Regions from separate parts of the Homo sapiens genome. Here region 1 is linked to region 2. Evidence: read pairs that join two places in POLR2A ChIA-PET (ENCODE). Cell type or tissue: PC-3. All regions are shown on one strand. Each heading gives the region's core, and the rest is flanking DNA. Links, peaks and the distances in the headings are about the cores only.

Region 1 (7,511 bases), core at 2,276-6,275, 200 kb before region 2:
AGGGAGGGAGGGAGAAAGGAAGGAAGGAAGGAAGGAAGGAAGGAAGGAAGGAAAAACGAAGGAAGGAGAGAGTAAGAGGAAGAAAAGGAAGGGAAGGAGGGAGGAAAGGATGGAGGAAGGAAGGAAGGAGGGAAGGAAGGAAGGAAGGAAAGGCGGGCAGGCCACGTTTGGCTGGGTAAGGTGGTCACGTGTATTCCTTGTACTTTGGGAGGTGGAGGCAGGCTGAGCTCTTTGAGCCCAGGAGTTCAAGACCAGTTTAGGCAACATAGTGAGACCCTATCTCTTCTAAAAAATATCAAAATTAGCCAGGCGTAGTGGTGCATGCCTGTAGTCCCAGCTACTCAGGAGGCTGAGATGGGAGGATCGTTTGAGCCCCGGGGGTCAAGGCTGCAGTGAGCTATGACTGCACCACTACACTCTAGCCTGGGCAACAGAGTGAGACCTTGTCTCTAAAAAAAAAGAAAAAGAAAAAAAAGCCACATTCCCCAACCTTAGTCTGTACTTGACATGTAAAATTTCTCAGAATCACCTTGGTGGGGAGCCAGAGGCCACGTCCTCTAAGCACTCGGATTCCTGAGGTGAAGTCTTCTCCTAAATCAGAAGCCGAGGGTCTGGGGCTGCATCCCACCCTCCATTCCCCTGCCCGCCCTGTTCCTTCTGCCCTCCCTGCTCCTTCTGTCTCCCCTAGTGATGTCAGCCTCGCCGGGACTGAATGTGCCACCCGCATGTGGCTTTCTCTAAGGGACAACACCCTCACCTCAAACCTAGGTTCCTCTCCCCTCTAGACATTTTGCACAGAACCCAGCCCTACCTAGGCCTCCACGTGCCTCTCTCCCTCATTTTCCTCCCTCCAAGACCCAACTTCCTCCACTATAATCATGTGGACATTCACGTCTCAAAAATACATAATTTTGGGCCAGGCGTGGTGGCTCATGCCTATAATCCCAGCACTTTGGGAGGCCAAGTCGGGCAGATCACTTGAGGTCAGGAGTTCGAGACCAGCTTGGCCAACATGGCGAAACCTCGTCTCTACTAAAAATACAGAAATTAGCCAGGCAAGGTGGTGTGTACTTGTAATCCCATCTACTCAGGAGGCTGAGGCAGGAGAATCGCTTGAACCCAGGAGGTGGAGGTTGCAGTGAACAGAGATCACACCACTGTACTCCAGCCTGGGAGACAGAGCGAGACTCCATCTCAACAAAAAACTGAAACAAAAATAAATAATTTTGGCCAGACACCATGGCTCATGCCTGTAATCACAGGGCTCTGGAAGGCCAAGGCGGGAGGATTGCTGGAGGCCAGGAGTTTGAGACCAGCCTGGGCTACATAGTGAGACCCGCCCCCATCTCTACAAAAACAAAAATGTTAAAATTTAGCCTTCGTGGTGACGCATGCCTGCAGTCTCAGCTACCCAGGAGGCTGAGGCAGGAGGCCCAGGAGGTTGAGGCTGCAGTGAGCTGTGATCGTGCCACTGCACTCCAGCCTGGCGACAGAGCAAGACCCTGTCTCAAATAAATAAATATATAAATTTATTTAATCTTCTTGTCTGAAGACAGCTCAAAACTGAGCAACTTAACAGGCACAGTCCAGAACAGTATCTGAGGAGAAAGCAAGAAAACCATGTATGAGAGGAGACTCAACTCTAGGCCCCGAGGTTCCGGGCTGTGGGGTTGGTTCTCACCTGTGTCCACCAGCCTGGCCAGTCTGTCTCCCTCCTGCGTTTTCTCTCTAGAAGGCATGGGGGAATAGACATGGGTCCCCAAGTGGCCCTTTACGGGCCCAGCCGCTTCCCGGTTTGCACACCCCACCCGCCCTTCCTCTCTCCTTCCCAGGACTCACCTCTTCCTCCTCGTTCTGTAAATGCACTCTCTGGTCACGGCCAGTAGTACGACCACCACAGGCACCAGCAGTCCCAGTAGGACGCCCACCAGGTTAGATGCTTCTGGGTGCGGGGAAGAGACATTAGGTCGAACGTGAGACGGGAAGGGTGGGGACTGAGGGGTACTCCCTTTTGGGGATTGCTTGCTACCCCAGGGGACCTCATCTCTCTAAATCTCTAGGTGTGTCTGCTTCTTCCTCCAGGAGGTTCTCACCTCCAGGGACTCCAAGGTCTTAGTGCCCCCTCCCCAACCCCCGCAATGTTTTCTGTTTGCCATAAGCCTTTTTAGACAGAGTCTGGCTCTATTGCTCAGGCTGGAGTGCAGTGGTGCGATCATAGCTTTCTGCAGCCTTGAACTCCTGGGCTCAAGCAATCCTCCCCCTCAGCCTGCTTTCCAAGTAGCTGGGACTATGGGCACATGCCACCACACCCGGTTAATTTTCGTGATTTTTTGTAGAGATGGGGTCTTGCTATGTTACCAGGCTGGTCTTGAACTCCTGGCTCAAGTGATCCTCCCGCCTTGGCCTCCCAAAGTCCTGAAATTACAGGCATGAACCACCACGCCTGCCCTCCCTTAAGCCTATTTAGGTGGGCAGCTGTTTCTCTTAGGTCCCCTAGAGTCCAGGTGTCATCTCAGCCAGCATTTCTCAAAGAGTAGCCCTGGAGTCACTTCCATAGTTTCCTGGGCCCTTGTTGAAAATGCAGATTCTGGTTGGGCACAAAGGCTCACGCCTGTAATCCCAGCACTTTGGGAGGCCAAGGTGGCAGGATCACCTGAGGTCAGGAGTTTCAGACCAACCTGGCCAACATGGCGAAACCCCATCCCTACTAAAAATACAAAAATAGCCGGGCGTGGTGGCCGGCGCCTGTAATCCCAGCTACTCAGGAGGCTGAGACAGGAGAATCACTTGAACCCGGGAGGTGGAGGTTGCAGTGAGCCGAGATCACGCCACTGCACTCCAGCCTGGGCAACAGACCAAGACTCAAAAAAAAAAAAAAAAAAAGCAGATTCCTGGGCCCACTCCAGACCTACCAAATCTGATCTTTCAGAGTGTGTCCTGGAATATACATGTACACAAGTTACCCCGTCTTCAATCTTAGGCAAGATAAAGCTGGAGAACCACTGGCCCAGAAGCCCATGGGAATTGTAGTTTGGGATAGGAAAGGACAATGGAAGGTGCTGGAGAGGCACAGAAGGACACAGGAGGAGGAAGCAGCAGGGGTGAGAGATACAGGTCACAGGAGTGGGGAGCTGGGCTTCAGAGAGAAGATTTCACAGTATATAGGTAGGAGATGGGCACAGGAACTAGTTTTTTGTTTTGTTTTTGGTTTTTGTTTTTTGTTTTTTTTGAGATGGAGTCTTGGTCGCCCAGGCTGGAGCGCAGTAGCGTGATCTTAGCTCACTGCAACCTCTGCCTCCCGGGTTCAAGCGGGTCTCGTGCCTCAGCCTCTGAGTAGCTGGGATTACAGCTGTGCACCACCATACCCAGCTAATTTTTTTTTATTTTTTTATTTTTTTTTAGATGGAGTCTTGCTCTGTCACCCAGGCTGGAGTGCAGTGGCTTGATCTTGGCTCACTGCAACCTCCACCTCCCAGGTTCAAGTGATTCTCCTGCCTCAGCCTCCCGAGTAGCTGGGACTACAGGCGCACACCACCACACCCGGCTAACTTTTTGTATTTTTAGTAGAGACGGGGTTTCACTTCGTTAGCCAGAATGGTCTCCATCTCCTGACCTCGTGATCCGCCCACCTCAGCCTCCCAAAGTGCTGGGATTACAGGCGTGAGCCACCATTCCCGGCCAGGACTGGTTTTTTGAGGATGCTTGTCCTGCGAATTTCTAGGGATTATATTATAATTCCTACTATAATAATATATGTAATATATAAATAGATAATTAATATACAAGATATATTAATATATTAATATCCATTATAGCTACAAATTGTTATGTTTATAATATATAATATCTGTAACATAATATTATAATACATATCATTCTATATGTGAATATAATACATATAGAATCATTCTGTGGTTGTCGGCCAGGAAGAGGTTGTGAGGGTACAGGGCCTTGGACGATGCCCTCACCTGGCTTTCTGGGAGGTGGCGCATCTCGAGGCTCCATACACAGGCCTCCCCCGTAACCAACTTCACACTCGCAGGTGAAGGTGGCTCCCTGCTCCCGACACTGCCCGTCATTCTGACAGGGGTTCTGCAGACACGGGCTTTCTGCAAGGACAGAGAGGGTTGTGGGAGGGGGGCCCTGGGAGGACACTCCCAGCTGAGGGAAGGCCTGGCTGGGGGCTGGGACGCCCGGGGAGAAAGCAGCGGCTGCCAGAGACTGGCCAGGGGTCAGCCAGCCTGGCTCCCAACCCTGCCTCACTAGCCCTGGGCTTTGGGGAAACTTCCTTCCTTTGAAACTCTTTCATCTCTTCCTTCCTCTCTTCCTTTCTTCCTCCTTTCCTCCCTCCTTCTCTCCTTCCCTCCTTCTCCCCTCCTCTCCCTTCCTCTCCTCTCCCCTCTCCTCCCTCCCTTCCTTTCCTCCCCTCCCCTGCCCTCCCCTCCTCCCTTCTCTTCTCTTCTTTTTTGAGACAAGATCTCACTCTGTCACCCAGGCTGGAGTGCAGTGGCACAATTATAGCTCACTGTAGCCTCAATTTCTTGGGCTTAAGTGATCTTCCCACCTCAGCTTCCAAGTAGCTGAGACTACAGGAGTGCACCACCACACTCAGCTCTTTTTTTCTTTAATTTTTAGTAGAGACGATGTCTCCCTATATTGCCCAGGCTGATCTTGAACTCCTGAGCTCAAAGCAATTCGCCCACCTCACCTCCAAAAATGCTGGGATTACAGGCATGAGTCACCCACGCCCAGCAGGAAACTGCTTAACCTCTCTGAACTCCATGTTTGTTATGTATAAATTAGGAGTGCTGTGCTAACCATCAGGGCTGAAGGAGATCATGGGAAGGAACGCTAGGGAAGGATTCGGTAGGTCATGGATGCTTAGGGATCGGGAGATCTTTGTCCTTTGTCCCTCCCTACAAAGGCAGGGACAGACATCCTGAAATCAATGTGGAAGAGTCCTGAGGACAAGGAGGGGACGATCCTTGGTCCATGGACGCCCCAGGGCATGGGGCAGCTTGGAACCGGGCAGGAGTGCAGGTTCACCTGGAAAGCAGCCTTGGGTGTGGTTCCCCAGGGTGCAGACCTCCCCCGCTCTGCAGCTGAAGGGCTCACACAGCAGGATCCGTGAGCTGGCACAGGTGCACCGCTGAGAGCAGTCCTCAGTCAGAAAGCTGCTGCCCAGCTAGAAAGGGGAAGGGCCAGGAGGAGACGTTCCAGTTCCATCCCTGGTCTGGCTCTCCTTGGCGCCTCTGCTCCCCAGGGCCTCCTGCTGCCAGCTCAGACCTGGTAGTAGATGCCATTGCTGGTGCAGCCACAGTCAGCCAGGGGAGGCTCTGGGTGCCACTGTAGGCATAGCCTGGGATGCTGGCGCAGCCTTCCACGCAGGGGCCCTCGCAGTCCCCGGGGTCTGCCAGGTTGGCACAGGATGCTGGGCAGGGTGTCATACAGCTCTGATATATGGTACCTGCTGGACACTCCATGGCTGCGGGGACAGTCATGGTCAGAAACTGGCTGGGGCTGGGCAGGCCAAACAGGGGCAAGGTCACCCGATAAAACTCAGAGTAGGCTGGGCACAGTGGCTCACACCTGAAATCCCAGCACTTTGGGAGGATGAGGCAGGTGGATCACCTGAAGTCAGGAGTTCAAGACCAGCCTGGCCAACATGGTGAAACCCCATCTCTGCTAAAAATACAAAAATGAGCCGGGCGTGGTGGCGGGCACCTGTAATACCAGCTACTCGGGAGGCTGAGACAAGAATCGCTTGAACCCAGGAGGCGGAGGTTGCAGTGAGCCGAGATCATGCCACTGCACTCCAGTCTGGGCAACAAAAAGCGAACTCTGTCTCAGACAACAACAACAAAAACAAAAACACTCAGCGTTGCATATAGGCAGGAAGCTAGAACGTGTTGCAGCTTCATCTAGGGTCTTTTTTTTATTTTTTATTTTTTTAAATTTTTTTTAGAGATGGAGTCACTCTGTTGCCCAGGCTGGAGTGCCCAGGCTGGCGTGATCACGGCTCACTGCAGCCTCCAACTCCTGGGTTCCAATGATCCTCCCACCTCAGCCTCCCTGGTGACTGGAGTTACAGGCATGCACCACCACACCCGGCCAATTTGTTAAGATTTTTATAGAGATGGGGTCTCACTGGTTCCCCAGGCCGGTCTCAAACTCTTGGATTCAATTGATCCTCCTGCCTCTGCCTCCCAAAGTGGTGGAACTACAGGTATGAGCTACCATGTCCAGCCTGTCTAGTCTTTTCTTTTTTTAATTTCTTTCTTTTTTTCGTTCTTTCTTTCTTTCTTTCTTTTTTTTTTTTTTTGAGATAGGATGTTGCTCTGTTGCCCAGGCTGGAGTGTGGTGGTGTGCGGTCATGGTTCACTGCAGCCTGGCTGGAACTCCTGGGCTCAAGCCATCCTCCAGCCTCAACCTCCCAAAGCACTGGGATTACAGGTGTGAACCACCACGCCCAGCCCATCCAGGGTCTGCAACATTAGAACATTTGAAGGAACTGGTTGAGCGAAGGTGGACCTTGGCAGGAAGGAGCGGGATGCGGGATGGGGTTGGGAGGCTCCCAGGCAGGGGCAGAGAAGGAGCCAGGCTGCCGGTTGTGCTGACTTGGACCTGGGACTAAGGCAGAAATTCGAGGGATGATGGGACTAAGACAGAAAGCCCGAGATGAGGCAATGGTGGGAAGAGCGTTCAGCAGAGGTGGACGGCAGAGGGGTCAGGGTCGGCACAGGGAGGGGCAACACCTCACCGCAGAGGGTGCGGTCCCGCCAGCCAGCCAGGGCAGCGCCCGCCTCCTGGCAGAGGATGGCGTACCCACTGAGGACCTGGCAACGCAGCTCCTCTTGCTCTCTTGGGTCCTGAGCAGAGCACAGATCCAGCACGCAGTGCCTGGTGCAGAGAGGGGGCAGGAAGGGCACAGTCAGTTTGGGGAGGGGAGGAGACCCACCCCTGCAGAAGAGAGCCTGGAACCCCAAACAGAAAGACATCAGTCGGTGTCCAGTGAGGGTCACAAGGAAATTAGGCCACAGGGAGAACGGAGGAGTGAACCACACAGAGCTTGGGTCAGGAAGCGGGCAGGAGGCCCCAGGGAAAGACCAGAGCAGGCACCTGGGCCATTCCCACAAGTCCTGGGCCCATGACTCACTCTTGGAAGGGCTCTGGGGCCACCGTCTGGTGACAGGCAGCAAAGGGGCCCTGGGGGTCTGCCAGCACCCTACAGGCCTGGGTGCTGTTGCTCGCCAGCTGCTCCGGGCTACATTCGGACACTTGGAGGCCCGTGCGGAGGCCCAGCTCCGCCCCTTGTCCCTCCTCCTCCGCTGGTATAGCCCTGCAGTAGAGACAGCCACGGGGTCAGGTGAGGCCCCAAGGAAGGTGAAGTGGGGGAAGAAGAAGAACTGATTAGCCGGGCATGGTGGTGGCTGCCTGGAGTCCCAGCTACCCGGGAGGCTGAGGCAGGAGGATGACTTGAGCCCAGGAGGTGGAAACTGCAGTGAGCCAAG
Region 2 (8,288 bases), core at 1,969-5,968:
CTTAGCCCTGCCCCTGTTCCAAACTACTTCAGATTCTGACTCCCAAGTCTCCACTCACTGCCCCCTCCTCCCCCTACAATCCCTCTCGAATTCCTTCCTGGAATCCAGCTACCAGGCAAGTTCAGGAGCTTGGCTCTCTCTTGGGTTCTATGGGGGGTCAAGGATCTGGGTGGGTGGGGAGACTTAAGAGACCAGAGGACGAAGGTGGGGGAATGGGAGCAGTGGTGGCCTGCAGGAGACCAAGGTCTTGCAGCAGATGGGGAGGATTTGGGGGCCAGAGAAGGGTGAGGCGGTGGGGAATCTGGGGAGTGGTGTGTCAGCAAGGGAACCCAAAATATCTCCAGGCATAACCCCAAAGGAATCGGGGGTCTGAAGTTCACTGGAGCTGTCTGGAAGATGCCAAGAGACCTACCTGGTGTAGTTGGGGGTCTGGCCCTGGGCAAAAGGCAGCAGGGCGCAGGCAGTGAGGAGGGGCCCCAGGAGGGAGGCTGTGGCTGCAGGCAGCATGGCCCCGGGGGAAAGGCGCTGGGGTCCTCAAGACAGAGGCAGCAGCTGAATTTTGCAGAGCAGCAGCAGCGGTGGCGGCAGCAGCAGGATAATCAGCGCCAGATGGGGCAGCCTTGGGTGTGTGGGCGTGGGGACTGGCCAGTGGGGCGGGCAATGGGGAAGGCGGGACAGTGGCGTGTCCTGGGACCTCTCTAGGTCTAGGACACATAAATGTTGACCTTAGGAGGGGGAGGAGCAGTGAGGGGCAGAGGCCGTCTCCCAGGCCTCAAGTAACGTCATCGGGAACCCCACTCTGTCCAGTGAGGGAGTATCTCCGGGAACTTCTGAGGACTCCCTAGCCCCCATCCTCCCCCCGCCCCTGCTTCCTCAGCTCAGGAGCCCTCATTGCTCACCCCCTGCCTGACCACCCCTGCCAGCTCATTTTCCACTTCAATTTCTTTTTTTTTTTTTTTTTTTTTTTGAGACAGAGTCTCATTCTGTGACCCAGGCTGGAGTGCAGTGGCGCGATCTCTGCTCACTGCAACCTCCGCCTCCCGGGTTCAAGCAATTCTTGTGCCTTAGCCTCCCGAGTAGCTGGGACTGCAGGTGCATGCCTCCACACCTGGCTAATTTTTGTATTTTTAGTAGAGGCAGGGTTTCAGCATGCTGTCCAGGCTGGTCTCAAATTCCTAGCCTCAGGTGATCCGCCCACCTCGGACTCCCAAAGTGCTGGGATTATAGGCGTAGCCACCACACCTGGCCTCCACTTCACATCTCCATTGCCTTCTCTCCAGACCTGGGCCAGACTAGGCCAAGGAGAAGGAATTCTCACCCATGACCTCTTCCAACTACTTGAAGGTACAGGAAGCAAGGCAGGAGGCATGGGGTGTGGATGAAGGGAGTGTCCTTGTTACTCAGGAAGAGGTGGAAGGAGTAGAAAATAGAGCCCAAACCTGGGAGGTAAACAGAAGGGAGAGAGGAGGGGGGCTGGCTTCAGGCCGAAGGGAGATGGGTGGGAAGCTTTCGGGGGTCAGGAGGAACAGGCTGCCTCAGGATGGGGACAAGTCTAGTGGGCAGGGGATCCCAGTGGGGTAGCCAAGAGCATCTGTGCATAGAGTTGTTCCAGAAGGTAGGGCCAGAACTTCCCAGTCCAAACGACCAGGTGTGCTCTTGGGAGCAGGGAGTGGACAACAATGTGAAGGGTTCAGGCAGCATCAGCTCTGCTGCACCTGAGACCTGGAGCTGCTTGTGCTGCCTGCCCCTGCCTGGGCTCCTGCCCTCCTGCACCCACCAAGCCGGGCACCCACCCACCCCATCCCTGCCCCTGTCCCTCCCAGCCCCCAAGGCTTCCACACCAGGCCTCGCTGCAGCCTTTTATTCTATCCATCAAATCTCTTGTCCATGATAGTCAGGTTGGGGGCCCCTCCTGGGCAGCCCCCTGAACATTCTTACCCTGGTTAGCCGTCCCCACCCCCTAGCAACCCCTTCCCACACGCATGTGCACAATGGTCATTGCTCCTTAGTCCCTGGCCTGGGGCCGGACTCCCTCCTCCAGGGACTAGGCTAGCATGAGGGGGATTAGGTCTCAGGGGCTGGGGGCCCTACACCACCCCCGCCTCCTTCAGCCCTCTGCAGCATGTCCAGGGCCTCCCAGAAGAAGTCCTTCTGTGCGGCCATCAGGGGCATCCACCCTACGATCTCCTTCATCTTCTCCGTGCGGTCCTGCAACGTTTGGCAACTGTGGATCTGGCTGAGGTACTCCTCGCAGGCCTGGGCCATCCCCCCGGGGTCCTGGGGTGCTCTGGCCCCCAGGCTGGGCTCAGGAGTCCCCACCACCCTGCTGGCTGGCAGGTGGCGATAGGGGGCGTGCTGCTCAATGTCGTGGCTGGACAGGATGTATAGGCACTCCCTGGTGGCACAGAGGGCACAGGCACACAGAGGGACCTTGGAGGAGGAGAGAAAGGGGGCATGGCTGAGTGGTGCTTTCCTTGCAGGGTTTCCCAGGGTGCCCGGGCTAATCTGCCTATTGCATTCTTCCCTCTCACACCAGCCCTGAGCCGGCTAAGTCCCAGGGGTGTGTGAGGTTGGGCAAGGCCAGCACAGTCTGCTAAGGGAGAAAGCAGAGAGCGTGGTGTGCGGCAGAGGAGGGAGGTGGGGTGGTGCTAGGGAAATGGGACCCCCTGGGTCCCTGCAGGAGCCCCAGCTACAGCCTGTGGGCTTCCTGGTTCATGGCTCTCATCCTCCCTGGGTGCCCACTCTCCTGACCCCGCTCTGACCTTGACTTGGAGCTTGACGAAGGAGGCACTCCCCTTGGGCCAGCCTGGGAGGCGGCCCCCAGCCCCACAGCCGCAGCCCAGCAGCTCCTTGCTGAACTCTGAGCTCTGGCTCAGCACCAGGGAGTGGTTGAGGCCGCACCACAGGGTGATGGGCCGCTGCAGGTAACAAACCTGGGGACACACGGCCAGGGTCCCTGAGCAGGGAGCACCAAGGGACGGGGGGGCTGGGGTGGGAAAAGGTTGACTGGAAGGCTCGGGGCAGAATGAACTGGGGAGGAGGAAATGGGAGCCAGCACTGTCCCACGCCCCAGGTCTGCCCTGCTGACCCCTGCAGCCCCCATACTCTAACTGGTCACATAGGGTCTTGCACTTCTGTTGGTATCTCATCTATGCCCCCAGAAAATCAGCTCCTTGCCTGAGCCCAGGGCCTGCTGTGGTGTACCCCTCATTCTCAGCCCACCCGTCTATGCCAGTCCAGCCTCTCATCCTGCCTGCCAGCCTCGGGGAGACTTGCTTCTTGTGCAATTCCAGGTTAGACCCCAACACCACCCTGAGGAAGGACTTTCCCTTCCACTATCCCTCCCTTCCTGCTCTAGTATTATCTTTTCTTTCTTTCTTTCTTTTTTTTTTTTTTGTTTGAGACAGAGTCGGAAGGCTGGAGTGCAGCAGTGCGATCTCGGCTCACTGCAACCTCTGCCTTCCTGGGTTCAAGTGATTCTCCCACCTCAGCCTCCCAAGTAGCTAGGACTACAGGTCCTTGCCACCACACCCATCTAATTTTTGTATTTTTAGTAGAGAAGGGGTTTTGCCATGTTGACCAGGCTGGTCTCGAACTCCTGACCTCAGGTGATCTGCCTGCCTTGGCCTCCCAAAGTGCTGGGATTACAGGCATGAACCACTGAGCCCAGCCTCCACTCTAGCATTTTTATTTTCTCTTTTCTTTTTTTAGAGATGGGGTCTCATTCTGTTGCCCAGGCTGAAATGCAGTGGTGCAATCATAGCTCACTGCAGCCTTGACCTCCTGGGCTCAAGCCATTCTTCTGCCTCAGCCTCCTGAGTAGTTGGGAATACAGGCATGTGCCACCACACCCGGCATGTGCCTATAATTTTTAAATTTTAAATTTTTAAATTTTCTATAGAGATAGTGTCTCACTATGTTGCTCATGGTGATCTCGAACTCCGGGCCTCCCACCTCAGCCTCTAGCATTTTTTTTTTTTTTGTAGAGACGGAGTCTCGCTCTGTTGCCCAAGCTGAAGTGCAGTGGCACGATTTCAGTTCACTGCAACCTCCGCCTCTCCAGTTCAAGCAATTCTCCTTCCTCAGCCTCCCGAGTAGCTGGGACTATGGGTGCACACCGCCACACCTGGCTAATTTCTTTTGTATTTTAGTAGAGACGGGGTTTCACCATGTTGCCCAGGCTGGTCCCGAACTCCTGGGCTCAGGCAATCCACCTGCCTTGGCCTCCCAAAGTGCTAGGATTACAGGTGTGAGCTAGTTGAAATGCTTAGCCTAGCATTTTCAACTTATCACATAATTCTTTTCCAAAATGGCCACCCTGTTTTTGAAAAAAAAGCTTCTACTTGCTTCCTGCCGCTTCCTGCCTCTCTCTCTTAAGCAGCAGAGTTGGTTACATGACCAATCTGAGGCTGACCACATTACTGTTCCTTCCCACAGCCAGTCTATCCAGCACCTCCCTGGGATCTCGCTTTTCTCTCTATTACATTACTGACATGCTCTCTCTAGAGGCACTTGGCCTCTCAGTGGCTAAATCCCAGGGCGTCTTCTGCCCCCTCATTCTCCTGAGCCTGTTAGCGCTTTAATTCTGAAGACACTGATAAGTAATTTATGGTCATTCTAGAAAAATTATGAAACATTGGCAAGCAAAAAATTAATTTTAAAATCATTGGAAATCCCACCATCTACTATTAACATCTTGCTAGATATTCTTCACTGTTGGCTAAACAAACAAATACACATAAATTGTATATTTTTTATTTTTTAGAGATAGGGTCTCAGTGTCACCCAGGCTGGAGTGCAGTGGTGATCACAGCTCACTGCAGCCTTCAACTCCTGGCCTCAAGCAATCCTCCTGTCTCAGCCTCCTGAGTAGTTGGGATTACAGATGTCAGCCACCATGATGGGCAAGTTGTGTATTTTTAAACAAAAAATGGGATGGGGCCAGGTGTGGTGGCTCACACCTGTAATCCCAGCACTTTAGGAGTCTGAGGTGGGAGGATTGCTTAAAGCCATGAGTTCAATATAAGCTTGGGCAACATAGCAAGACCCTGTCTCTAAAAAAAAAAAAAACAAAAAAAACAAAAAAAACAAAAACTTATCTGGGCGTAGTGGCGCATTCCTGTAGTCCTAGCTGCTTGGGAGGTTGAGGCGGGAGGATCTCTTGAGCCCTGGAGTTGAAAGCTGCAGCAAGCTACGATTGTGTCACTGCACTCCAGCTTGGGAAGCAGTGGAGACCATGTCTCAAAAAAGTAATAATAAAAATAAAAAGAGGCTGGGTGCGGTGGCTCACACCTGTAATCCCAGCACTTTGGGAGGCCAAGGTGTGCAGATCACCTGAGGTCAGGAGTTTGAGACCAGCCTGGCCAACATGGTAAAACTCCGTCTCTACTAAAAATACAAAAATTAGCCGGGCATGGTGGTGGGCGCTGTAATCCCATCTTGGCAGGCTGAGGCAGGAGAATCACTTGAACCTGGGAGGCAGAGGTTGCAGTGAGCCGAGATCGCGCCATTGCACTCCAGCCTGGGAGACAGAGCAAGACTCTATCTTGAAAATAAAATAAAAATAAAAATAAAAATAAATGGTACTATGTAAACCATTTCATAAAAGTCTTTTTCACCTAAAAATATGGCATGACTATCTTTTCCATGTCAGTAGTAAATGTATCTTACATTGTCACACCATCAATTAACCCTACCACCCACCCCATTTGGAACTTCCTTCTCATGTGGCTTCTGGGACAGTGTTAGAGGGGTGCACGGCCTGTCTTAGAGGCACCTCTTCATCCCCTGTCTACCACAGGGCCTACTTCTCAGAGTTGCTTTTCAGTCTCTACTTCTGTTTGTTCAACCATGTTCCCAGGTAGAATCTAATTGCCAGCTAGACGTTTCCAATTGAGTGTGGTTTTTGTTTTGTTTTGTTTTGAGACAGAGTCTCTCTCCGTTGCCCAGGCTGGAATGTTGTGGCACGATCTCGGCTCACCGCAACCTCTGCCTCCCAGGCTCAAGCAATTCTCGTGCCTCAGACTCCCGAGTAGCTGGGACTAAAAGCACCCACCACCACACCTGGCTAATTTTTTATTTTTTCTAGAGACAGGGTTTCACCATGTTGTCCAGGCTGATCTCATGCTCCTGGGCTCACGTGATCCACCCACCTTGGTCTCCCAAAGTGCTGGGATTACAGGTGTGAGATATCTTTCTTCCAGAGCCACCTCTGTCTTATACCCCTCTCTTCTACATCTAATCAGTTTTGAGGCCCTATTCATTTTCTTCCCAAATAGCTCCTGTATCCATTCCTTCCCATTCTCGCTGCAGCACCAGGCGCTTGTCTCAAGTGCTGTCATCACTCAACAGCCTCCTGGCGGGCTCCCCTCCTTGGCCTCCTCTGCACAAGGCTCCTGACACATTCTCAGTCACCTCTTGGGGGTTGCCTTCTCCTATTCCAGAACCTGCAGTGACTCTTCCCCAAATCTACACCTCTCTAAGCTTGTGCCCACCTGTACCACCTCATACCTCAGTGATTCCCAAGATGCCTTCTGTGCTTTAGTGAGACCCGTCTTGTCACTGTCCCAGGTATGTGCAAGTTTCGTGCCTATCCCCCTCCTCATCACACAGAATGCCTTCTCTATCCCTACCTAAGTCTTATGTAACCCACGATGCCCTGCTCACATCTTTTTTCTTTTTCTTTGAGACGGAGTCTCGCTCTGTGGCCCAGGCTGGAGTAGGGTGGCACGATCTCAGCTCACTGCAACCTCAGCCTCCCAGGTTCAAGAGAATCTCCTGCCTCAACCTCCTGAGTAGCTGGGATTGCAGGCATGTGCCACCACAGCCAGCTAATTTTTTATATTTTTGGTAGAGACGGGGTTTCACCATGTTGCCCAGGCTGGTCTAGAACTCCTGACCTCAAGTGATCTGTCCACCTCGGCCTCCCAAAGTGTCGGGATTACAGGCGTGAGGCTCTGCACCTGGCCCCTGCTCACATCTTACCTCTTCTAGAAGTCTCTAGCCTGCCCAGGTCACCCACCCTACCCCTTCACTAAATTCCTATTGCATTTACAGTGTGCACTGCACAGAATGGACCTCGTAGTGCCAACCCTGGGTAAGACATGGGGTAGTACCACTGGCATTACATACTGAGTGGCTTAACTTCCCAAAGGAACAGAAATTGGATTCTGTGGAATCTGGAGAAGTGGACAGATCTGGGGGTTAGGGAATTGGAGGAAAGGGGTTGGGATGAGAGTTGCTGGGAAATAGTCTCACCTGTGTGGGTTCCCCTCGGTCCATTTTGTCCCCTGTTCCTAGCTGCCCGTATCTGTTATTTCCTTGCATGAAGATTCGGCCAAATTCATCCACCAGGCCAAGGTGGTTGTAGCCAAGAGCACAGAATAGGATCTAGCGTGCAAGATAGAAAGGGGATAGGGATTCCATTCCCTCCAGAGGAACTCTGAGTTCCAGAGTCTCCAAGCCACTAACCTGCCATCCCCAGCTGATCTCTTTCTATATATATATTTTAGAGATGGGATCTCACTATGTTGCCCAGGCTGGTCTAGAGCTCCTGGGCTCAAGCGATACTCCCTCCTCAGCCTCCCTCCGCACCGAGCCCCCAGCTGATCTCTTTTGGCATACCTCTCCCTGGGGATCCCCTGCCCCTCTGGATCAATAATCTGATTCCTATAATACTTCAGACCTTCCAATCCCTACAGCGCCACCCCTCTGGTTTGCCCCGTCCCTCCAGGAGCCTACCTTGGCAGGCAGTGAGAGAGCAAGCGGCATCTGCTGGTCCAGGGGGTCAAAGGCTTGAAGGGTCCCAAAGAGATCGCGATACACCCCTGGGGTATGCACCTCAAAATACACTCCCCCCTGGTCTGGGGGGTCAGGAGCCCTCAGCTCAGCAGCTTTGGGCACCCATTTCCTAGGGATAAGGCCCCACCTGGGATGAAAGCTACAAGATCCAAGGAGTCTCATACCCACTAGGAATGCATCAACTATGATGCCTGGGAACTGAAAACACATCTTTTGAGACCGAGTCTCCCTCGGTCACCCAGGCTGGAGCGAAGTGGCACGATCTCAGTTCACTGCAACCTCTACCTCCTGGTTCAAGTGATTCTCCTGTCTCGGCCTCTGGTGTAGCTGGGATTACAGGCGCCTGCCATCACACCCAGCTAATTTTTGTATTTTAGTAGAGATGGGGTTTCGCCATGTTGGCCAGGCTGGTCTTGAACTCCTGACCTCAGGTGATTCACCTGCCTCGGTTTCCCAAAGTGATGGGATTACAGGCATGAGTCACCATG

Evidence for each region. ChIA-PET counts read pairs that join two places held together with the same protein. Peaks named below come from ENCODE experiments on the same cell type or tissue, not always from the same donor. Only the 100,000 strongest peaks of a DNase experiment are listed, where the experiment ranks them.
Region 1: POLR2A ChIA-PET joins it to region 2 with 11 read pairs; 4 of 35 experiments call an interaction of 5 or more read pairs at or near these places.

The regions. Positions count from the first base shown.
Region 1 is chr7:100,791,794-100,799,304 of GRCh38, reverse strand. It overlaps ZAN (zonadhesin), which reads right to left. Exons shown (of 48, transcript NM_003386.3): 41 at 7,157-7,339; 42 at 6,826-6,900; 43 at 5,287-5,485; 44 at 5,047-5,185; 45 at 3,969-4,109; 46 at 1,840-1,939; 47 at 1,682-1,728; 48 at 1,508-1,598. The coding sequence ends at 1,573. Among named protein-coding and RNA genes, the nearest start is that of EPHB4, 32 kb to the left of the region's middle. RefSeq lists an enhancer at 4,731-5,278. In PC-3, for the core only: no CTCF peak of the experiment used is centred there; no DNase peak of the experiment used is centred there; H3K27ac peaks cover 1,203 bases.
Region 2 is chr7:100,594,676-100,602,963 of GRCh38, reverse strand. FBXO24 (F-box protein 24) reads right to left here. Exons shown (of 10, transcript NM_033506.3): 7 at 7,741-7,862; 8 at 7,258-7,389; 9 at 2,763-2,933; 10 at 1,847-2,430. The coding sequence ends at 2,065. PCOLCE-AS1 (PCOLCE antisense RNA 1) reads left to right here. Exons shown (of 9, transcript NR_038910.1): 2 at 1-624; 3 at 1,281-1,344; 4 at 2,112-2,241; 5 at 2,775-2,924; 6 at 3,162-3,293. PCOLCE (procollagen C-endopeptidase enhancer) reads right to left here and starts at 601. Exons shown (of 9, transcript NM_002593.4): 1 at 413-601. The coding sequence starts at 507. In PC-3, for the core only: a CTCF peak has its summit at 2,328; no DNase peak of the experiment used is centred there.